Linked DNA regions of Mus musculus: region 1 is linked to region 2. The links are chromatin loops, found by intact Hi-C in ENCODE. Cell type or tissue: heart. All regions are shown on one strand. Links, peaks and the distances in the headings refer to the core of each region. The heading gives the core; the rest is flanking DNA. Region 1 has its middle 36 kb from the start of Gm30713. Region 2 overlaps Sipa1l2 (signal-induced proliferation-associated 1 like 2).

Region 1 (12,345 bases), core at 2,396-10,395, 96 kb after region 2:
ATGATGGGAAGAGCGACTTCTGTTCTGCATGGAGGCTCTGGAAAGTCCTTCAGAAGATGTGCTGAAGGTGCAGTTGAGGCAGGAGAGTAGGGCAGAGCACTGAATCCAGAAGACCCTACACAAAGGCTGAGTCAGCATGGTAACCCACCCCCAACATACTCCAGGTATACAGGCACTGAAGGTGACCCGTGGCTCATTATAATATTAAAATATACATCCTAGGCAGAGGCTTAGCATGTTAATGAGACACAGGATGCAGGAAGCTGTGTGGAGAACTCCAGGTTAACAGGACATGCACAGGAAAGCCCACTCTATGCAAATGACCCCCAAGGCCCCGGAGAACTGGTCATAAAAGTCCCCAGCCTTTGTGGCTTGCTTGCTGCTGGGTCTCTAATTCTTTCCCTCTGCTCTATTCCACATCCTCCTTTACGTTTATGTTGTCTTAACAATTTCCACTTTGTTTGGTACTATCCATATGTCTATAATTTCTCGGTCTGGAACACAAGAACTGACTGGCTCTCTGGAGGTGTATGCCAGACCACAGCATCACAACTGGGAGTATAGCATGTGCCCCTTTAGCCGAGTGTGTGGCTGCGGGCCCCATTGTGTGGCTCCGAGCACTAAGACGGGATTATGATGAAGCCAGGGTATCCACTGCCCTGTGTTCCCAGGATGCTGAGCAGATGGCCAAGGTCCATGCCAGAAGCCACTGAGATGGCTGCACACATAGCCCAGCTGCAGCGGAGGCTGAATAGGGTCCTTGCTGGCCTGAGGACAACTGGGCCTTCTTGGCCTGTAATGCTGCAGTGGAGATATACAGCTGGACTGGAAGCCAGGTGCAGAATTGTGGCAGCTTTACAAATCCTCAGGGCCTTTGAGACCTCCGAGTCTGGCCCTAGGCACAGATATATAATTACCTGCTCACAGGCTGCCTTAGAAGGTCGGCACATGCCTCACACAGGGCTCAGACTAATTAAATTAAAACAAACCTGAAGGAGAAGAAAAACGACTTGAGTCTCAAGAGGGTGATAAGGTGACCCTGACAGGAGACTGGAAATGCTGCTTGATTTCTGCCCCAAGTTTATTTTTAAGTTGCAACCTCTGCCCAGGGGCTCCTGCATGGATGCCTGGGATTTCCCCATAGGGCAATGAAACACATCTGGATTCACAGGGAGGCCTTCAACAGAGTCCTGTGCATCCCCAAAGGAAACATCGCTCCCTCCCCGTCCCCCACCCCCCGCCCCTGCTCCAGTCATTAGGGTAGAGACACTTCAGTCTTTGTGTTGATTTTGAAAGTCACACACCCTTGGGTCCTGCTAATAATCTTCACAGCCTCTCAAGCTGGATACATTGTGTCCAGGCCAGAACCCCGGTAATGGGAGTGGTTTCGTGAGATCTTATTAGAAAAAGAAAGTCAGATATCAAAGCACCCATCAGTACATGGAGTGGGGCATAGGCATCCTGTTCTAGGAAAGCAGAGAAACTGTGTTGCAGATGTCAGACAACATCTGATGACATTTCTAACTTTTGCATTGTTGGAAACAAGTGACTGGCAGTTCTAGTTTGCCTTCTACGCTCTGCGATAAACGCCACTACCAAAAGCAAGGTAGTGGGAGGAGAGGGTTGATTTGCTTTCGAATGGAAATCTAAGACATCATTGAGAGGAATTAGGGCAGGAGGTCAATCAGGAACAGCAGCAGAAACCACAGAAGAACACTGCCTACTGACTTACTCCATCGCCTCTGCTCACCCAGCTTTCTTAAACAAATCAGCCCAGAACCCTCTGCCTAGGGACGGTCCCGCCCAGAGTTGGCCTCGCTGTTTATGTCAATTAACTGTGAAGACAGTGCCCCATAGACATGACAGCAGGCCAGTCTGATCAGGCAGTCCCTCAGTTGGGACTCCCTCAGATAACTGTGGGCTGTGTCCAGTTGACAGCTTAAAACAAACAAGGAGACCTGTTAAGAATACACCACGAGGTCTTCCATAGACAGGAGAGTGTTAGGTTAGACATAGGTAGGGACGATAGACAGTTTCCCAAAGGGACTAAAAATAGCCAAGGTAATATGGCTTTGTCTACAACATTTTAAACCTTCCTAATCTTGAAGTTCAGTCATTTGGCTTTGTAGAATCTTTAACATGGGAGCAGTTCTCTCTCTCTCTCTCTCTCCCCCCCCTCTCTCTCTCTCACACACACACACACACACCTGTCAAGTCCTTGGAGAATCTATGTGCCCATAATGCTAGTATGTTCCATGTTCCCAGACCCCAGACTCAAATATCTGGGGCAGGCGACACAGCAGGCTTATGTTGGCATGGTACTGACCATACATCTTCAATAGACCACAGGTCACTGGCAAATTGAACCATGAGGTTCTGGTCTGAGAAAAGTTTTGGATCTATAAGCTCACACTTGCCTGGAGTGACCTGCTCCTCTGACAACTTCAAGCCGTTCTTGCTACCCAAGACCCTGGGATGGCATAGTACAGAAATGGGCTTCCAACCCCTCGTGCCTCTGTTAGAAATCTCCCATTTCCACCCATTTAACATTCTCTGGAGATGCCTCAGAAAAGCCCCACAGGCTAAGCACTACCTCAGCATGAGCGACAAGGGATGTCAGAACCCAGCAATCTGTCGGTTTCAATTGCTTTTCCATCTTCAGCTTTGTGCTAAAATCTTGAGGAGAGTTCCTGATAAGCACACATAGCATGAATGGCTGGCCACACAGGTCAGATTCAGACAGGACAACCCAGCATGAAGCAAATCATGTTGCCTGAATGGCTCTCACAGTGGTTATTAAGCCTACGGGGAACTGTCATTCCTAAAAAAGCATTACAAATACAAATTTTCCATGGTACTGTGGACAAATGCTACTAGAATCCAGGCTGATATAAGCCCAGAAGCCTGAATTTTATAAAGCCTCATTGCTGGATGGGGTTTCCAGAAAGTCATGTGATGTTCAGAGCATGCGCACATCTCAAGAACCTCTTTTCCCTCCATTGGGGGGTGGGGTGGGGGCTTTCTTCACAACGGGGGGGGGGGGGAGCTTGGGAAGGGGAGACTCCTTTTTGATTTCTGCAGGTTATTGATTTTCTTGATTTGCAGAGAGAATTTGTACAGGGCAGTGCATATGACGGCCTTTCTTGTTTTCTGGCTCTTGGAGTAAACTTTCTTATAAAACTTTTTGCTTTTTGTGTGTGGGCGTTTTGTCCACTTGTGCACCACATGTGTACGGTGCCTGCAGAAGCCAGAAGAAGTGGTATTTGATCGACTGGATCTGGAGTTACAGATGGTTGTAAGATGCCATGTAAGTGCTGGGAATTGAACCCCAGTCCTTTGAAAGAACAGTGGTGTCTTTAACACCTGAACCATCTTTCCAGCCCCACAAGTTAACTTTCTTATTCCCACAGTCCTGCATGGGGGACTGATCCACTCTTGCCTCACAAATGAGCCTCTTAGGTCATCAATGCCTTAGCCAGCCAAGAAGGGTGAGTGACAAGTTAAACCACTCCACACTTGCTCTCATTTGCAAGTCCTATGAGAAACCACCTTCTGTGGCCTTGGAAGCTCCTTGCCTCCTCCTCTCTGCACCTTTGGCCCCTGCACGTGGCTTTTGAATCTTTCTCAGGCTGTCTCTGAGCCTCCTGCCTGCTGGGCTCCTGAGTTCCAACGTCTGAGCCTTGGAGTTTTCTTATTTTGTTCGCCTTTGCTTTTTCTGTTCTCATTATTTTCCTTCCAGGGGTCTTGTCCTGGCCTGGACTAGAATTTCTTTCTTCTCTCTGCTTTGGGAAGTGTTTCACCAGACTAATTTCTAAGGCCTCTGCAGTGCTTGTTCCTGCGTGTGACCTGACATTCCGTTGATTCTGGCTTCTGTTTCGCTCCTTTCAATCTCTCTCTCAGTGTGAGTTCGGACATTCTTCCTCTTCACCCTCCATCTTTAGTCACATGGGCATAGATCAATAGACTCCATCCTACCAGAAAACATACACAATAAAAACAAATATAGCCTGTGAATTCTCTGATCCTAACAGACAATAAACACTTGCAGGCAAATTATAATTTTTTTTTCTCACAAACTGATGTGTCTTTGCCTCCAAGATTCAGAACTGGATTCCAAAGCAAGCCACAGTTCTCATGAGCTATGACACAAGCTATAAATAGATCAGGCTCAGTCACCAGCCTCGGTTTCCTTATCTGAAACGTGACAGGCTGGACTCAGTCACTGCTGGCTAACTCTGTCATCTTTGTCCACTGTCTGTAGATGTTGTTTTCCAGTGTGACAATACTTCCTGCCCCTGCCACCTGCCTCTGTGTGTTTCTTGATCTCTCTTCATGTGTCTCTCTTCCTTGTTCCCTGTCTCTCTGTCTGTGTTCTTCTCTGCGTCTCTTCCTGCCTTTTGTGTTGGGTTCATTTCCGTCTTTACACAGTGCAGTAAGCCACTCGCTGCCATGCCTCCTCCTGACATTCCCCTGCTGCCACAGCAGCTCTCTGCATGGTTGTCTTTCGTCCAGTGTATTCGCCATACACGACTACCAGGTTGTCTCTGCCAGACATAGCAGCACACAGCCATGAGAAGCCAACAGAGACCCTTCCCCCAGACACAAGCCACTGTGTGCCCAGATGTTCAGCTTTGTGGATTCAACTTTGTCAAACCCAGGAGGACATAGGCTTTGTCCTATTGTGCTGGCCAACAATCCTGGATGGTATCTGCAGCTAGACTCATCACCAAAATGACTGAGTAGAAACTGTCACACAACTTAATCTCGTCTCATGCTTTCTCACATGGCTCCCCTTTGACCACAGAGCGTCCTGGCAGCGGTGTATCCAGTGCTCACAGGTTAGATTATCCCATTTTACAGACAGAACTCAAGTGCAAATTGCAGAAGCAGGATCAAGACCTCCTGGTTGTTACTGAGCTGCAGTAAAAACAAAACAAAACAAAACAAAACAAAACAAAACAAAACAACCCTTGTTTTCTTAAAAGTGCAGATGCAGAAGTGGACCCAGGCTAGAATCTCCCAGAAGCCTGGTAGGGCCGTCCCAACTCCTTTCTGTTTGCAGGATCTGCAAGCAGGGCAAGGTGTTAGATACATTAGGTCCTGCAATGACCTCCACCTGTGTGGGATGAGGCTGGGCCTCAAAGTGGTACAGAGACAGCACTGAGCACAAATGCTCTGCCAGGTTCTCCCTGAGGTATCTCTCTTCCCCTACCTGTCTTCACTCTAACCTCTTTCCACTGCAGCAGACAGTGGTCATAGAGAACACATTTCCCTGTCATTCCACAGCTTCCACGATGAGCGCTAGTCTCGTGTCCTTCACTGTAAGCCCTGGTGGACACAGGCTCTGACTTGAACAGAAATATACAGGTGTTATGCTTTGAGTGTAAAGTGTCCCCTAAAGGCTTGTGCCTTTGAACACTTGGTCCCCAGATGGTGGCAATATGTTTGAAAGGCTGTAAAACCTTTACGAACCAGAAGAAAGTGGTTTGCTGGAGAGCTGGGGAATTTTAGGGAGTAGTGTTAGGTCAGGTGCCATTTTGGATCCACCACATAGTGAGCTCTAGGCAAACCTGGGTGAGCGAATGAGATTCTCTCTCTGAAAAGGAGTAAAAAGAGGTCTGAAGATGTAGCTCAGTGGTGGAGTGTTTACTGAAGGTGGGTGTAGACACACTGGGTCCTAGGCCCAGAACAGAAAACAAACAAACAAACAAAAAGAAAACAATAACAATAACAACAACAATAACAACAAAAACCTCACTTAAGATTTGGATGTTTCTGTTATCTAGTGTGTATAAATTGTGCTTCAATTTGGAATATTGATAGGTCTTTCTTTCTTTCTTTCTTTCTTTCTTTCTTTCTTTTTTTTCATTTTGAAAGGACACCTGGTCAGTTTGTACCGGGTGTTTCTAGGTAGTTGGCCTCTTGTTTGAGAATGAAATAAAACCTTGAGCAGATCGAAAAGTAGCAAGGAAGCTTTGCAGGAAGCAAAGTGACCACGCTAATCAGAAAGAAATTCTCTATGAAGAGAAAGCAGCCACACCTCAGAGCACCAGCAGGCTCAGTTCCCTTCCTCCTCATTTCTCAGCCCCCAGAGATGGCCAGCAGCCCTGTGCTGTTCCTGGGCAACTGCTGTCTCCATGGACACTCAGCCTCTTGCCCCTGTTCCCAGTCTTCTGTCTCCGAGTGCTCTTTCTTTATGAGGACACTGACCTCTGGCTTGGGTCCAGCTTAACTCATCATGACTTGGTGTTGACTGACAGTATCTATAAAGAACCTTTTTCCAAGTGGAGTGGCCTCTGAGGTCCTAGGTGGACACACCTTGGGGAGAGGGGAGACTTGCCCCCCACCCCCACTCCCAGCTTCTATCTTCTCGGGTTCTTCACCTGGTGTCATCAAAACTAGATGCAGAAGTGTGTGAAGACCACACTGAATGAGCAGCTCCTCCCTCTAGACTGGCCCTCCTACCCAGCATTCCGGAGCTCCAATCAACAGGCTCTGGGCTCTCAGCCAGGCTCCTGTCCTCGGGGATTAACTTTGCTTTGAATGATGAGCTCCAAACACTTGCACTCTGGTTAAGAGGAAACACCGCGTGACCCAGCAACCAGGAGACAAGGTTGTTAACCTCAGGAGCAGGCTCACATTCTGTAGGAGTTCCAACACTGTTGCTGGGAACAGAAAAGTGTCCCACCCCTCCCCCTTACCCAAGCCCTTCCCTCACCCCCCTCCCCGTTTGCATTTGATCTTACAGTGAAGACAGACAGTGAGATATTAGCCATGTTATCAACCGCATAGGAAATGGTCTATGTTCTGCAGATCTTACATATACACATATGTTACAGCATGAAGTGCTCCCGAGGAGGTGGTTACCAGGGAGCACTGCAAAACTCACTCAGGACATAAGAATCCGAACAAGGGAAGGCTCCACCTCAGTGCCTGTAGCCTTGGTGACCTCCCGTGGATGGTCCTGTTCTTCCTTCCTCTCTCTAGTTGCTTTCCGAGGCCCCCATCCTCATCCTAATCCCATGAGCAGGAATGAGCCAACTTTCCATGGTCCCAGAGTATGTGTCAGTCTTGAAAAGTTCTAAGACAACTGGGTCTCTGATGTTGAAGTGAGCTCTCACTATGGCCCCTCTCCGGCTCCTACCCTCACTGAACATTTTAAACGTGAAAAGTACTTATAAGACAGTCAGAAACAAACACAAGCCCTAGGCCTGTGGACCAGAAAGAAAAAAGTGTCTCTAAAGCTGACGGAGGCAGAAGGAAGTCCCTCAATCATAAGTAGCACAGCACCCGTTCCTCCAACGCACAACATCCATATAAACAGAGGGAGTGGGGGTGGTTGCCCGTGCCTTAGCGAGGCTAGCAGGGCTAGGGCAGAACTCAGCTGACCTCTTAAGGGTGTGGCCAGACTCCAAAAGCAGCTATGGGACTGAAGCATCTTCTCCTTGTGAGAGCCCACAGCCCCGTTCCCCTCCCACCCCACCCCCCACCCCCAGCACTGTGGGAGCTCAGAGCCCTATATCCTCCTCCCAACAAGACATTGTGGGAGCACAGAGCCTTGTTCCCACCAGGGCATTGTGGGGGATCAGAGCCCTGTCCTACCCCCACCCCCCCGGGGCATTATGGGAGCTCAGAGCCCTGTTCCCACCAGGGCCTAGGGCGAAGGAAGGTGTTCTCCAGTGGTCTTCACAGTGTGTGTGAGCAGGTGTCTGACTCGAGTTCAACCGGAGGATGGGAAGCATCTTCGTACCCTGGAGGGAAGGATGGGGCACAGCCAACAATAGTGCTGGGTGTAGGAGACCGGAAGCGCTGGGATACAGGAGCAACTCAGGTGCTGAGGCAAACCCTGGACACTGGATCTTGGGTAGCCAGGATGGTTAAAGAAAGGAGGTTGGGGGAGGAGGAAGGAGAGCAATGTAAGGAAGAGAAGGATGGAAGAGGGGACTTCGTTAAGAAGGAAGGAAGTACCAAAAGCAGGACAGAAAGAAGACAGGATTCAAGAAAGATCTCTGAGCAAATTTAGTTTTATTATTATTATCATTATTATTATTTTTTTAAAGCTAGCCATGCCTGGTGGTGTGTGACTTTAATCCCAGCACTTGGGAGGCAAAGGAAGACAGATTGTTATGAGGCCAGCCTGGTCTACACAGCAAGTTCTAGACTAGGCCACCGAGGGGCCACACAGTGAAGAAAACCCAGGAGCAGATTTCATTTGCACTCAGCTCAGATCCCTTGGACTCCTCCCTCCCACAAGCCCCTGCTTTCCCATCAGCTGTGCCTTAGTGTCCCTTAGCTGTGCCCTCTGGTGTCTCCTGGGAAAGCCATCAGGGACAACTAAGGTTCCTAAGGCACGGGACTAGCATGGACAGCACCAAGGAGACACGGTGCAGATCAAAGCTCATCTCCACCAGTGTGTTAGGGCCTGGAGTCTGCAAGTCTCGCCACAGCCTGCCAAGGCAGCACAGCCTGCTACAGATCTGGGTCTGGCGACACCTCGACCTCTCCAGGTTCTTAGCAAAGTGTGTTCTGGCTCCAAGAGTCTAACTTGGTGTGTGGGGAAGGCCTGCTCCTAGGTACTGGAAATGCCACTGGCTTTGACCTGCAGCACGGAGCTGCAACGAAGGTTCTGTGGCTCTGCTCACTAAGCTGGAGTCCCTGTGACAGCAACACTTTACAGTACAGGCTGGACACACTCAATTGTCATCTTCAAATGCACCTGGCTGCTCTCCCCAGGCCCAGCATGTAGATGGGAGGCTAGGCTCACACCCTCTTCCCCTGATTTGGCCTTCTCAGGAGATCGGCTTGCTGATCAAAGATTGCAGAGGGGGCCCAGGTCACTGAGGGGCCGGTCAGGTAGGTAGGATTCTGACTGGAGAATCTCCCACCTCAGCTATGCAGCAGACTTGTGTGTCTCTTTATCTTTAATTTTGGAGATAAACAAAACGGAAGCGGAGCTCGAAAAAAAAATGCATGAGGCATTTGCTTGAGCAAATAACAAATCCAATTTAAACATTGCCCCTGTGACTCTTTCTATTTGATACAGTTGGATCTGACCGTAGGGATCAATTCTACCTGAGAGGGGTTGGGACGCCTGGTCTCAGAGCCAAATAGAGTTCTTAGAGATTTACGAGAGAGAGTGCATTAGTAGTGTGAGATATTTGGGGTAGACAAGATACATGGGTTACTTGGGAGGGCGGATGGGGAAAGGGGGCAGGGGGAGCCACCATCTATAAAAGAAACTCTGCGTTATCTTCTAGGGTGAGTTTTCTTCCCTTCTCTCTACTCCTTTTCATGCCAGCCCTGGACTTGGCTCACATGAGATTTCCACTGTGAGTTTCCAAAACGTTACTTTTCCACGTGAGCCGTGCCCCTTAACATGTCAATCCCTGGCCATCCACAAGGCCATTTTTCCTTCCCAGGCTTGGATTCTTTAAGCTCCAGACATCATTAGCTCTTTCTTCAGTTTCTAAACATCTGCTCGGTGGTCTCCCTGTGGACATTTGCTAAGTAACGTGGTTTATTTGGGGTGCCCGAATGTGTGGGAAATCTTTTCATCCAGCCACCAAATGACATTTTTAATCTCATCTTCTTTTAACTTTAAAGAACCAAGATGATTTCCTTATCTTCTACATGATTTGTCATTTGAGCGGGAGCCAAGGACCTGCAGGAACAGAATCTAGGCCCTTTCCCTGAAAGCTCTTATCAGGCAAAGTTTACAGCCAGAGAGCAGATAGAGAGCAAATGACGGTGGCCACTGCCCCTTGTCAGGCTTCTCCAAATGATATTATCCAGCCAATCTTTCCCCAAAGCTCCCAGGGGATGCGATTTCTCATTAACTGTAGGTGACGTGTCAACGTCCTGAGTGCTTTCCCTTTTTGCTCCCCAGGAGCCTCAGCTCCTATGCATTTTCATTCTAGGCACTCATCAAGTTTTTCCTTTTCTGTGATCAGGAAAAAGGAATCTTTAAAAGTAACTTAAGAATTACTGTGTGTGGAGGTGTGTCGATCGGCGTGTAGGTATGCCTATGAATGTCCAGGTACTCACAGAGGCCACTAGAGTCCAGTCCCTTAGAACCGGAGTCACAGCCCGTTAGGAGCCTTCTCACGTGAGTGTTGGGAGCTGCATTGCTTTGCAGAACTGAGCAATTGCCTTTATCAGATTGGTCTACGGGCCTGTCTTGGGGAATTGTCTTGATTGATAATTGGTGTAGGCGGGACCAGCCTACTTTCAACCATCCCTTGGCAGGTAGTCCTGGGTTGAATAAGCAAGCTAGCAGAGTGCCAGAGTGAGCAAGCCAGAGCCAGAGAGCGAGCCAGCAATCAGGTTCCCTACGGTTTCTGTTTCAGGATTCTGATTAAGTTCCGTCCTTGATTTCCCTCAGTGATAGATTGTGACATAAGAGTATAAGCCAAATAAATACACACGCACATGTGTGTGCACACACGTGAGATTGTATACAAAGGGGCTCTAGCAGGCCCAAACATGGCAAATATGGCTCTGGCAGACCTTGATCTTCTCCCCCATTCCCTCTGCCTTGCTAAAACCCAGTTAGATTCCTAAAGCTAGCCACCAAGGTCTATTCCTTTATTTGGCAACTTCCTCCTCCTGAGGCTGACCATCAAGGACCAGCAATCAAAGTATTGAAGTCCAGCAATCAAAAGCCCACTTTGGCTCACCTAATTAACATGCTCAATTAAAGTTAAACACTTCATCCTAACGCGGGGCTTTCCTCTTTCCCTTTATAAACCACCATTTGCCTATGGGCCACATCTCTCTCCTCTCTATCCAGAGGCAATTCTCTGTGTCCCACCCACTCCAGTACAAATACCCCTCCCCCCTCTTGTGAATGAATGTTTGTCTACTTGTGTGTCTGTGTACCATTGGCATGCTTGATGCCTGTGGAGGCCAGAAGAAGCTGTCAGATCCCCTGGAACTAGTGTTATGGGTGGTTGTGAGCTACCATGTAGTTCTGGGGACTGAACCCTGGTCCTCTGTAAGAACAATCAGTGCTCCGAACTGCTAAGCTCCCCACACCCCTCACCCATGCTCAAACTGTTTTATGACAGCAGCAGAGAGAAAACTAGAACAGGGTGCCGGAGAAAGTGGCGAGATAAATGCTCGTCTTCTCAGCCGTCTCCTCAGCCTGCCTCCGAGTGTCCTGCGGTTTCAGGGCAGAAGAGGGAACTCTCTTAATTATTTATTATAATTTTCCTATGGTTTACTACCTTACATATTTTATGCCTGACAAATATGCGGCCTGAAAAATCTTCCCCACAAATCAAAGATGACTTGATGGTTTTGTGGAGTTAAAGTTTTTAATCCCGAGGGAGCACATGAGCATGTGGGGTATTTCTGGGGGTTTGCCTTGTGGATGTTGCAGTGGGGTGATCATCTATGTGCGGGCACTGGCCTGAAGTCTGGGATCCCAGGGGAGGAGGGCAAAGACATCTCAGGTATTTAGAAGCAGCAGTGAACCCAGGGGAGTGACCTTCTCGGCTATCAGACACATCTCCAGGTCCCAAGACAGAAACCTAAGCCTTTTCCACAGCTCAGAGGCCCAGAGTGCTCAGCACCTCTCTGATCTTTTATCCCTCTCTCCTGCCCGATTACTGGAGGCTGAGGAGAGGACAGTGGCTGGCTCTGATGTGGAGCTCAGAGCAGCCCACGGAATATCCCTGACAGGCGCAGTGTGGCTGCCAGACAACCAGGCTTGCTAGCTTTATAGAGACTCTCTTGCCTGAACCCTCTTTCAGAATACTTCATCTAAGTTGCCACAGGATGTGACCAATGCCTCAGGATGCCACCCACAGATGTTTGAAGGGTCCCTGGGGGGCAATAGAGACCTCTCATCCCTTCCTCTGCTAGCTCGGTGACGAAAGAGCCGGGTGAGTGAGTCAGACGTGGGCAGAGATTGTCACACATAGATCAGTGTGTTTACATCCTAGAGCAATTGGAAGAAAAAAATAACTTGTTGTATCTCTCCACAAGTTGATGACTCATCCATTCCTTGCGACGTGTTTTAGCTAAGAAGTAATAACTCTTCATTAGGAGGCTGCCCAAGGGTGCTGAGTTGCCATGGCAACGGCCCTTCACACAGACAGACGTTCATGATCTCCCTAGGTATCTCTTCATCTGACATCATTCCAGGACATTCAGTATTTGGACCGGAACATAGAAGTATGGCAGACATTTGTTTACAAGGATGGGCATGTCTGTGGCGGTGCCTGAGTACCCGAGAAGGGCAATTTGTCAATTTATATGGGGTAGAGATATATTTAGTCCTTGGTTATGGAAACTAGGAAGGCTGGGAGCATGGGGTTGACGTCTTCTCTGCTCATGATGAAG
Region 2 (12,345 bases), core at 1,392-9,391:
CAGTCCGTCTATGGTAGTCAACAGCTGGGCCCTTTTGTGGACAAAACACAGTCATCCATGGAGGCCTCAGCTGGCATGGACAGAAAACGCCTGTCCATGGAAGAGCATGGCAATCATGGCACTGTCTTCAGGTGCAGAGCAGAACTCCAGGCCAGGCATTCTGCTGTCCAATTTGGATACCATGCTTTTCATCTCACATGGCAGACAGAATTCTTCACAGCTAAATAGCAAATCCCTTTTCTAAGTGAAGCCATGGCTAAGCAAGGAGAGCAGAGCCTCGATTTGTTCTTATATAAATGGGAAGCCTTGTGTAGTCTCAGACCCACGGTGGACTCAGCTCATGGCATTACACGGCAGCACAAGCACATTGCCTTCACTTCCTTCATTTCTAAGATTATGTTTTCCTTTTTCCAGTTCCCGTATCACACAGGCCATCAGGGCAGAGTCTAGACTGAATCAGGTTTTCTTTTCTTTACATGCACTAGTGTTCAGATGTATCAGTGCCATGCGCTTTAGTCAAAAGTAAGGCCGATCATGTGCTCCACCAGAGCTGGAGGACTTGCGGCCTTGACGCTGGTGGTGCGTGTTTATCTGTTGAAGCTTGCTGTGTGTCAGACCTGGTGAAACAGCATCCTTTTCCCTGGAGAGATCGACCAGGATACTGTGTTTCCACAGTCAGGGGACTGTTTCCTAGGACAGCATCAGCCCTGGAATGGTGGTAGCCTCTGTAGGAAACCTCAGCCATCTCATACCTGATCCGTCCTGTCCTCTGCTAGCTGGCGGTGTCAGAAAAGAATAGCCGGACTCCCTCTTTGCAGGTGCCCATCACCCCTCCTGCTGGAGCACCAGGGCCCAGGCTCTGTGGAGTGCGATGGAACCGGGGAGCAGGAGGACCTCTTGGAGGGAGGCAGGCTTCCAGGTAACACAGCCCTGGGGACCGGGCCTCCAGGGCCCCCCTTGACCTGTACTTTCTCCCTGTCTCCACTCATTCACTTGGACAACCATAGTTGATGAGTTTCTCTGTGAGCCATGTGAGGTGCCTGTGGGTGGCTGGCTGGTTCTGGGGTAGCTATGATTATAGCATGGCTTCAGATAACTGGTTATAATGCCTGGAGAAATCTGTCCCTCTGTGTGGGGACTCTGCTGCCTCCCGTGTGCTTGCTGATAACCTGGGAAGTCATAGTAAAGTTTCAAACCATCAGAACCCTGTCTTCCTCCCTCTTGCTAACACTGGAAATTGTGTGCTCAACTCTCTTTAATGTCACAGAAACCAAATGGCATGGCCCACCTTCCAAGGTCCTGAGCTCCTATAAGGAAAGAGTGCTGCAGAAAGACGGAAGCTGCAAAGAGTCCCCCAATAAGCTATCTCATGTAAGTCCTCTATCTACGACCGATCGCACCTGTAGCAGGATTGATGTGTGTCAGCATATAGAGGGTGGCACAGCACACCTGTCCATGGTGCTCTAGAACATGGGATGCATCTCAGTACCCAGTAGGACTACATATGGTGTTTCCATGCTTGAGAGTGTGGGGTACAGCCCAGCACACAGTATGGCAGCATGTGCCCACATGTGGTGTTCAGTGCTGTGTGGGGTTCAGCCCAGTTCAGAGTAGGGCAGGGAGTGATTGAGAACATAAACACATTCCAGCACACAGCAGGTGGCACACCTGTGGCAGGGATCAGACACGTGTTATTTTCCACAAAGGACACTCATAAAAGAGGATAAAAAGAGAAGGGAAATGGGTAAGTTTTGTTTATTTTCTCAGTTCATGAAGGACCACGGAAAGACTACAGCAGATTCCTGCTAAAGCCAACATGCACGTCACCCTGCCAACCTCGCTGTTCACGGTGATAGTGATGAGATCCTGCCCCCAGGGTTAGCTGGTCAACCATTTAGCTACTTAGTGGGACAGTGCAGTAGTGGAAACAGAAACAGTCCCTCTCGCCAGAGGAGCTGCAGCAACGTCCCTCTGCTGATGTCACTGAGATGTCCGTAACCATAGCAGCCCAGCAGCCTGCTGAGAGTCCACTGACAGCAGGTTCCTTGTTAATCCCACAGACCAGCTTATCTATACCATAAAATGAGGGGAGTCCTGTAGGAGAAGCAGCTTTCAATGAGACTCCTTACAAAGGAGCTGCAGTTGGGTGGTTTGAAAATGTGCAGGTGAAAGAAACTTACAAACTCCTGGGCAACACTCTTCCCTCCCCTTGGCACATCAGTGAGCTTTGCAGTTCCCCTAACTGCGCACAGCCATTCTTCCTGCAGCCACAGCCCTGACCTGGCCTGAGCCACTTCCTGAGTCCACTCACATCTGCGTCTACAGACGTCCAGAGTAGTTCTGTAGAGGAAGACAGGCTGTGGAGGGGCCAGGTTGAAACCAGAGAAGCCAGGATTTGCATAAAGGTGCAGGAGGATGGAGAAAAAAAGAGAGATGGCCAAGCCCCTAGGAAATGGCCTGGACAGGAGCATTGTCCCGGCTCCAAAGCCCTGGTCCTACTGGTTCTCGAACTGGGACAGCTGAGTCGGTCTGGGCACAGTGACAGAGAGGATCTCTTCTGTCTTGGCATTGGTCTTCCCTACAGCATGGGTGATTTTCAGACAGTTAGTCTGGAATCTTCCTCTTGGGACTTCACTTGGCTTTAGCTCCCTGAGAGCCTGCGTGCTTCTTTGCAGGGCACTTCACAGTTGCAGAGTCCTTCTCTGCACAGGAGGCATGTGGCACTATGACCTCAGAAAGCACCCAGGGACTAACTGGACGTTTTACCATTATGACTCAGACCTGGGTCTCCTTCACCAAACTTGGAGTCTTTAAGAGAAATGCTATACTGACTGTAAATGGCAGGAAGTTTATAAATGTAAACTGATCTCCTCCTCTGCCTGAGTTTTATATCCTTCTCCATCTATATAATCCTTGTCAGTGACATTTGTGTGTTATACACCAGTGATTGACTAAAGACAGGATGCTAAGCTCCTGTCAGTGATGGAGGAAGCAAGAGGCAGGACCTCTGCATGAGACCAGGCAGAAGCAGACAGATCCCTGGGACTTACCAGCTGGAAGTTAAAAGTCAAAGATACTGACTCCAAAAGGAAATAGACTGGTACCCAAAGGAGCAAAGCACGCACACACACACACACACACACACACACACACATACACACACACACACACACACAAACATCGACACACATGTGTATACACACACACAAAACTAGGATATTGAGAAAATCCATTTCTATATCTATTGCTGACTTAGGGAGCACATAAAATTCAACCCAAGCCTTGGCTATAGCCTAATGTTTGGGGTGATCAGTATATGGGGGTTTACCCAAAGGCCGTCTGTCTATCCTCTTCTCCAGATTGGGGATAAGAGCTGCTCCAGCCACTCCAGCAGCAACACTCTGTCTAGTAACACCTCCAGCAACAGTGATGACAAGCACTTTGGGTCAGGGGACCTGATGGACCCCGAGCTGCTGGGACTGACCTACATCAAAGGCGCGTCCACCGACAGCGGCATCGACACCACGCCGTGCATGCCAGCCACCATCCTTGGCCCAGTGCATCTGACAGGCAGCAGGTCCCTGATGCACAGCCGGGCTGAGCAGTGGGCAGATGCTGCTGATGTCTCGGTAGCTGACGATGACCCTGCCAAGATGTATGCCCTGCATGGCTATGCCTCTGCCATCTCCAGCAGCGCTGCTGACGGTAGCATGGGTGACCTCAGTGAGGTCTCCTCCCACTCCAGGTAAGCCAGCATACGCCAAACTGCACCTGCAGTATGGGTGGGGCCTGAGGCTGTCACTGCTAACTGCCCAGCCATCTGATCCCACAGAGAGTGCTCATCTCCTGAACTCTGCTATTGAGTTGTGTGTCTCTTGCCTCCCCTCTCAGCCTGTGACCCTGATATCTTTTGATAGAGAGCTGCAAACCAGTTAATCTTCAGTGTCTGTCAGCCATGTCCACCCTGCAGGCCACCTGTGTCCCAGGTTATCTGTGAATGCATTGTGACTCACTTATATATGAAGTATCTCACCATTCCTGTCAGAAACCGTTGTAGACCCTGGAGGAGGGAAGGCACAGCAGCAGCTCCTTGTTGGGGACTCACCTCACTCCCTTATGTAAGCTTGTGAACACCATCACACTATCTCTGTCCCTGAAGCCTGATGGCAGGCCATGTACTGCAGGAATTTGGTTTGGGGTCTGTGCATGAACATGTGCACATAGTAAATTGCCCACAGAGACCAGAAAAGGAGTTGGACCCTCTTGAGTTAGAGTTATAGGCAGTTGTCATTCATCCAGTGTGGGTGCTGGAACCAAACTTGAGTCTTCTGGAAGAGCAGTAATCACTCCTGAATGCTGAACTGTCTTCCCAGCCCCCAGTTGGGATTTTTAAGTAAGTGTCTGACTAAGCCTGATGGTGCAGGCCTATAATCCCATCTACTCAGAGGCTAATCAAGGCTGCCTGGGGCATATTCCACTTAAAGGTCAGCTTGGGCGTGTTAGTGAGACCTGTCTCAAAATTAATTGATTTGTTTATGAAGTATCTCGAGGCTGTGGTGTATGCAGCCCCCCAGTGTTGGGGGTAAAGAGGAGCTAAATATAAGGGGATTTTATCCTAAATATAGATACAGAATACATGTCTGCGCATGGTTTTGTACTCTGGCTTGACAGCTGTCTATCTATATGCTGGTTTAAAAGCTGATAATTTCAGGTTTCTGGGTTCTCTTTGCGAGACTCAGAGAAGAGGCTCGTGTGTCAGTGTGTCTCAGTGTGTCTCATCAGGGGGTGTGGCTTCTGCTCACCTTTGCTCCCTGTCCCTGGTGCTGTCCTTCCAGGGCTTTGGGTCACTCTCCAGCTTTTCAGAGCTTCCAGTCACAGAGCATAGATGGACAAACCACAGTGGAACAGTCCTGTGGGACCTAGAACTCTGAAAGGCCTGTCCCCAAGGGGTGGTGCATGCCGGCCCCTGGTTTCTGGTGACAGGCCTCTGCTCCTGAGCAGTGGACACCAGAGAGACCTGGAGCCCCCCTCTGCCCTTTCTTGGATATCACTGAAGAACAGTGCCCGCCATGAGTGCTGGGTATGACCAGTAAGGTCGACCTACGTCCTCGTAGGACATACAACCAAGGGGTCACTCTCTGTGCCACTTTAACTCATGGAACCCAGGCAGGCCAAGTGACATTGCCCCACACCGGGTGCCCTGTCTTTATTTCCCTTGTGGCTAAAACTTATTGTCATTTGCTGGCTGTGTTCATGGCTATCTCCTGGTGAGAAGGAGTTCTTCTCTAATGTCTACAGAAGGCACAGGTCTCCCCTGAGAGGTCCCTATACTGGTTAGGAAAGAAGGGTTGATTTTGGTTTGTGATTTGAGGGATATAGTCTGTCGTGGCGGGGAGGACTTTGGAAGGAAAAGGTCACGTGGTGTCTGCAGTCAGGAAGCAGAGATGAACGCTGGTGCTCAGCCCAGTGTCTCCTCTTTATTCAGTCCAGGACCCAGTGTGTGGGATGCTGCTGGCCACATTTAGGGTGGGTTTTCAACATATCTCAGACAGGCACACCTGTCACCTCAGAAATCACAGATCTAGTCAAGTTGACAAAACCAAACATCACACCCAGCACCCATGTGTCTTCTGCACTGTCCTTGGCTGTAAACCACCATGGCTGAGGTGGTGCCACTGAGGACAACTAGGACTTCTGCTGGGTGTGGGCTGCTAAGCTGTGGTGAGACAGCCACCCTTCCAGGGAAGAGGACAGGAGCCTGGAGCTAGCTCCTGTTGACCAGGACAGTGGGAACAGAGGACGGGGCTGTGTGCCAAGGAGACATTCCAGCTGCTTGCTTTTCACTAGTGCTGTTCAATGCAGCTCAGTGCGAGATAACATTATATTCAGAAGTCACATGAGTTCTAGTTCCTGGATGATTCCCACCCTCCTCGGAACTGGATAAAAGTTGGCATTCTGTAAAAGCCACCTTGGGGTCTTGTAGCCCTGCAGCATCTTTTCAAAGTTCAGGCCACTTGTAAGAGACCTGGTGTCAAGAGTCAAGGTACCTCAGGGACTCGTGGAATCTGTATAGCAAAGAGTTTCGTGTTACTGCTAAGTGGAAAGTGTTCAGTGTTCTTGGACACTTGCCTTCAGTGCACGCCCTTCATTAGGCAAAGAAAGGGAGTTGGGGGGGGGGGATTTCTACAGCAGCTGTCTATTAATACGACAGGCTAAGGGACTAGAAGCCTATGAGGAGCTGGCCTGAAGCACCTCTTTGGCCTAGGGTTTTGTACTTATGAGACTGGAGGCATGAGCAGCTGAGTTGAAATTTGAGTCACTGAGTGGCCTACAGCTTGCCTGCTCTTTGCTGTAGCATTTCCCCCAGTTGTATTTCTCAGCTTGCTCCTGCCACACCCGAGCGTGGGGAGCCTCTGGACACAGAGGCTTCCCGTCCAGCAAGCTATGTGGTAGAGAGGTCACCTGCCTTCCCAGCCCAGTGGCCAGGGACCACACGTCACTGCTGTATCTGCTATGATGCCACCTTTGGCTGTCTTCACAGTGGCTCGCAGCACTCAGGAAGCCCTTCAGCTCACTGCTCCAAAAGCACCGGCTCTCTGGACAGTTCCAAAGTCTACATTGTCACTCACGGCGGCGGTCAGCAGGCACCTGGGGCGGTGACAAAGCCTTACCACAGACAAGGAGCAGCAAACAAATATGTCATTGGCTGGAAAAAGTCAGAAGGTAGCCCACCACCCGAGGAACCTGAAGTGACGGAATGCCCCAGGTAAATCTATAACCATAGTCATTGTACACCCTTCCTACCATCTCTGTCTGTCCATCTGTCTGTCCCCTGGTTAGGGTTATTGTTGCTGTGATAAAACACCATGACCAAAAGCAGATTGGACAGTAAAAGAGTTTGGCTTCTACTTCCACATCACTGTTGATCACTGAAGGAAGTCAGGACAGGAATCCACACGGGGCAGGAACCTGGAGGCAGGAGCTGATGCAGAGGTTGCTTACTGGCTTGCTTCCCATGGCTTGTTCAGCCTACTTTCTTACAGAACCCAGGACCACCAGCCCAGGGATGGTACCACCCACAATAGGCTGAGCCCGCCCTATTGATCACTAATAAGAAAATGCCTTACGCCTGATCTCATGGAGGCATTTCCTCAGTCAAGGATCATTTCTCTCAGATGACTACAGCTTGTGTCAAGTTGACATAAAACCATCCAGCACAGAGTACAGTCATGTGAGTCCAGAGGACACCCTCTGATGAGGCCCTGCAGGTGCTGCCTGCCTTCTTTGAGAACAGGGCCTGTCATTGACCTGGAACTCAGGCCAGTGTGACTTGCCAGCCCTTGGGCCCCAGTGACCCTCCTGTCTCCATCTGCCCAACATTGAGGTTACAAGTGCAGACCACCATGCTCAGCTGTTTACTGTGTGCTGGGGATGGGTGCAAGGCAAGCATTTCACCCATGGGGCCAGCTCCATTCTTGCCTCTGCTTTAAACACTTTAAATGTTGGGATTTATGTTTCCGTCTTTAAAGTCTTCACTTTATTCTGATGGTGACGGTGGTGGTGGTGACAGCAGTGGCGGTGGTGATGGCAGTCGTGGTGCTAATGCTTGTGGTGATGTGCAGAAGCTGCGGTGGCATGTGTCGAGTGATCCCCTCCTTCTACCATAGGAATCCTGGGCTGGAGCTCAGCTCATCAGGCTTGGACTTGGAGAAGGCAGGCCCTTCACCTTGAACTCGGAGAAGGCAGGACCTTCACCTGCTAAGCCATCTCTGTAGCCCTTGGCTTTTATTGGTAGCAGAGTATAAAGCTCTGCTGTCTTTGACTCTGTATGCAGAAAGCTGCCTGCAGTAGAGTCGTGGTGACAGCTGGTGGTGGTGTGGCGTAGTCTCCATGGTGTCTCAAGGCCAAGAGCACCATCAACCCCACAGTCAGAGAACACAGAAGCAGGAACACTGCCTGCTTGTTTTGTGGAACTCTTGAGGTTTGATTGGCAGGTAGGGGGTGGGGGGGCAGATATCCTATGTTCGTGAAAAAAAAAAGGAGGGAAAACTGAAGGTCTGGTATTGTTCAGAGTAGCCCAAGAAACCCTGACTTGTGCTCTGCTAGAGGAGCGTGCCATGGTGTAGGTGTGGGCTGTGTGTGCGGTGTGTGCCTGTGAACACACAGCTCATAGGATTGCGCACACAGCTCATGGGAGCCTGCACAGACTCTTGAAGAATAACCTTAACTAATGTGCCTTGGGCTCTCCCCATTGTGATTTTGAAGATAGTGTCTGTCACTGGCCTGGAGCTTACTAAGTCTAGACTGGCTGAGCAGTGAGCCCAAAGATCTGCTTGTCTCTGTCTCTCCAGTGCCAAGCTGACCACCAATCTGGCTTTTTTTAAAATCTGAGTTCATACTAACTGAGCTATCCCCTCAGTTTCAAATGCTTTCTGGACTTTCATCTGACTGCCAAGGGACAGCTTATAGGTAGACTGCAGCTCCTCTGAACCTGTGTTCTGGTTTATTCCATCAGGATATATGGTGAGATGGACATCATGTCCACAGCCACTCAGCACCCGGCAGTGGTGGGAGACTCTGTTTCAGAAACTCAGCATGTCCTATCCAAAGATGACTTTCTGAAGTTGATGCTGCCGGACAGCCCCTTAGTGGAGGAGGGGAGACGGAAGGTGAGTGAGTAACCACGAAGGCTTTGGTGCAACTCCAGGTGCTCATTTGCTCCCCACAGCCCTTCCTGTGGTCCACCAACAGCCCGGTGTAGAGTGGCCATCACCGCTGCCTCGGATGTCAAGGTTTGGTTTGTTTATAGTACTGAGGGTGGAACCCCAGGGCCTCACACATTCTAGGCAAGAGCTGCAGCCCAGCCCTGGCCCTTGCCACTAGCAATTCCTTCAGAGACAAATGAGCTGAGGAGGCTGGTGTGGGGGGCCATTGTGTTCTTGGAGTTGCTCTGAAAGCCAGGCTGGCTCCCCTCGGGTCTTGGCTCTGGCTATGACCTGTTACATTAGCTTATGCAAATGGGTCCCTGTGTGCTGATGTGATAAAGAGTAGGTCAGTAACTGTCCTTCAGGGTCAGGGCTCTGCCAGGAAGTGACACACAGGAGCCTAGCATGGTACCTGGACACAGCCGGCCCTCAAAGGTAACCAGTGAGGCCACACTGCTTACCTCGCCCAGGACCTCCAGCCTATGCCCTGTCCAGGTCGGCCTGGCAGACTGTCTGCTCCAGAAATGGATAGAGATTGGTTGCAACCACATCTATCAAGCCTTGCATTCTGCCACACAGAGCTGCAGCTCTCAGCGACAGCCTCCTCACACTCAAGTCAGCGGTGCCTTCTCAGTGAGGAGTTCACGTCTTTGCTTTGCTCCTCCCAAGTTCTCCTCCCTAATTCACTTCTTAAAATAATGCAAAGCAGGAGCTGCTAAGCCTGATGACCTGACCTGGAGAAGACAGACAGACTGCCCTCCACCAGTGTACCAGGACTGTCTGTGCCCCACACGAGTGAATGAGTTTAACAATGCAATGTTTACAATAACGCAGGGTAATTAAAAAGCATAAATAAGCAGGCCAGTCACTTCTCTTTCAAGTAGCTGAGACTGGTAGCAGACTGTGGAGCACACGTTAGTGTCTGGTTCTAGAACAGACCCTCTCCCACTTGTAGTCAGGCATCTGTGCTTCCCAGGGCAAGTGAGGCATTACCTGCATGGCAGTGAGCACCAGTCTGTGTATCTTACCGCAGTTAGCTGCCTTGTGTTCCTGGAGCAGCAGTGCCATCAGACACTACGCCTGTCCCTGTCCACTGTGATCTGAGCATCCACACTCAGCTGTAAAGAACTTACTGGGGTGTGAACCGGGAATCTCGCCAGAATGTCTCACAAGGAGCCTTTTCTCAACGCTTCTTTCTATCTGGATCCCGGCTAGGGAACTGTGTGTGCTTGGGTTCAAAGGCAGATGACCCCACAGCAAGCATCATCCCAGAATGGCTGAACTTGTGCTTGACATGTGTGTTTTCTTCTAAAACAAATTACTTCCCCAGTGCCAGTGAGCAGATCGAATGAGTAAAACATGGGCAATAGCAGGGCCTCTAGCCTGCTTGCCACATCCAGAAATGTTACTGGCCGCTCTGTGTGTGTTAGAAACAGTATTAGAGTGAGACGATTGGGGTTCAGTGCCACAAAAGTGCTGCAGGTTCGGTCGAGTCCCTGCTTCTTTAATTGGAATTATTTTAGTGTATGAGGGTGGACAGCAGAATCACTGAGCCTTCCAATTCTGGGTTGTAGTTCATTCCAGATACAATCAAGGTGACAATCAGGAATAACCACCACAATCCACCCCTTGTCAACCAATACAAAATAACATCTCATGTCCACATGAAACAATAACGAGGCCATGAATACACCTAACATGATATAACTATTTCTCGTACAATCTCAAGCACATTTGTAAATATACAATAGGCCAGTGTCCCTTGGGAACATTCTTTTAGTGTCTCTACTTAAATACCAATTGATGCTAAAGAAATTGGAAGAAAGACAAATGTATTCTTAGCAAAATAAGACGGAAGCATCCATATTACTTTAAAATCCTCGTTTCTGCAACTGGTTCCATGGCCTTCGCTGGTATTTATAACAGTGATGTCAGTGCCTTCCTTATAGCTGGTCATACTACTTTCATGTCTCTTGCTGTTACTTTAAAAGAAAAAAACTGAGAAGAGAAAAGGGGATTTATTTCATCTTGCAGTTTCAGATTACAGTCCATAAGTGTGTGGAAAGCAAGGCAGGACCCTCAAACAGCTGGTTTACAGCACCCTACAGACAAGAGCAGAGAGAAGTGGGTGGATGCTTGCTTGCTTGTGCTCTGCTCAGTTTCTCCACTCTCCTGCACACAGTTTAGGCGCCCATGCCTAGGGAATGGTACCACCCACAGTGGGCTGAGTCATCCCTCATCACTTAGCTTAAGACAACCTCCACATACTTGCCACAGGCTAATCCAAAGTAGACATTTGAGACACTCTACCCAGGTGGTCCTAGAGTTATGTCAGTTGACAAAGCTAACCCTTGCAATGGTTTTGTCCCACTAACTGTAAATTCAATTTCCAGCAATTATACAAACTTTTGCAAGTGGTAACTTTTAAGTGAACAGCAGAATTTACTGGATTTAAATTACTTCTCTTAAGCATATTTATATGGCTCTGGAAATGTCAGTGTTCAGAATTAGTTTTGTTATTTAGACTCAGTTGGACATCCCTGCTGTCTGTTGGTGAATATTAAAATGTAGTCATTTCTAATCACCATCCATCCACAGTGTGTGCTTCTATGAATATCAGTTGCCTGAAAGATGGCCTTGCGTATTTGCAGGAGCGCTGGCCTCACTACAGCTCCGTGTCTAATCTGTACTAGTATTTCACAGAGTGTCAGAGGAGGGGACTCTGAAACCCAGGCATGGTCCAGGAGCCTTTCTGCATGCTTGACTTTCCTGAACCAGCAGAAAACTCATGAAAGCCATAGCACAGGCAGACAACCCTGACTGCATATTTATCGTAGCGGTTTGATCTAGTTTTGAGACAGTCTTGGTATGGTAGTCTGGCCTTTACTTGCCATGTAGCCCAAGATGGCCTTGAACTCTCGGTAGTCCCCCTGTCTCAGCTTCCCACGTATTCGGAGTTATGGATGGGCAGCACTACTCAGACCTTCACATTGTCAATGTCCCTGCCTTTATGACCCGGAGTTTCCTTCACATTGCTAACATTCCTGCCTTTATGACCCCTAGTTTTCGTTCTACGGGAACGTGTCTCCACGGAGGTCGCTGTACCGAACACTGTCCGATGAGAGCGTGTGCAGCAACCGGAGGGGCTCTTCCTTTGCCAGCTCACGAAGCTCCATCCTAGAGCAGGCACTGCCCAACGACATTCTGTTTAGCACGACCCCACCCTACCACAGTACGCTGCCTCCAAGAACCCACCCTGCACCCAGCATGGGGAGCCTACGGAGTAAGTGAGGGCTGTGTGGGAGGACTTGCGGGGTACCTGTGGTTCCATGTGATCCTCAAGGTGGATCCAGGTGTAACATGGGGTGCGATGTCAGCTGTTTGGCACTATTTCCTTGTCTTCTAAACCGTTTCTAAGTAGCAGACTTCAAGGTGGTTTACATTAGACATTATTATCAAATACTGTTTTTACTTTATCTCTGAAGGAAGTGATGTGTAGACTCTGTAACTTTTTCAAAGAGGAGCAGTGGCATAGGGTGGCTTTTCAGGCTGTGCCAAGCATTCTTATCGGTTCACTTCATGGTCCTGGTAGCAGGGGGTAACAGGTAGGTGTTGGGACACCCAGCTACAGCTTTGTGGC

Evidence for each region. Hi-C counts contacts between places; a loop is a spot of excess contacts. Peaks named below come from ENCODE experiments on the same cell type or tissue, not always from the same donor. Only the 100,000 strongest peaks of a DNase experiment are listed, where the experiment ranks them.
Region 1: a loop joins it to region 2, with 2.0 times the contacts of the local background. A loop is called at or near these places in 2 of 42 quality-filtered maps.

Annotation. Positions count from the first base shown.
Region 1 is chr8:125,343,693-125,356,037 of GRCm38, reverse strand. No RefSeq gene overlaps it. Among named protein-coding and RNA genes, the nearest start is that of Gm30713, 36 kb to the left of the region's middle. In heart, for the core only: no CTCF peak of the experiment used is centred there; DNase peaks (open chromatin) are centred at 4,217, 6,207 and 6,527; H3K4me3 peaks cover 301 bases; H3K27ac peaks cover 7,911 bases; H3K27me3 peaks cover 1,042 bases.
Region 2 is chr8:125,438,907-125,451,251 of GRCm38, reverse strand. Sipa1l2 (signal-induced proliferation-associated 1 like 2) reads left to right here. Exons shown (of 22, transcript NM_001357372.1): 13 at 819-919; 14 at 1,268-1,371; 15 at 3,360-3,745; 16 at 6,542-6,766; 17 at 8,516-8,669; 18 at 11,769-11,988. Among named protein-coding and RNA genes, the nearest start is that of Gm30713, 59 kb to the right of the region's middle. In heart, for the core only: a CTCF peak has its summit at 7,847; DNase peaks (open chromatin) are centred at 3,545, 5,048, 5,781 and 6,401; H3K27ac peaks cover 2,776 bases.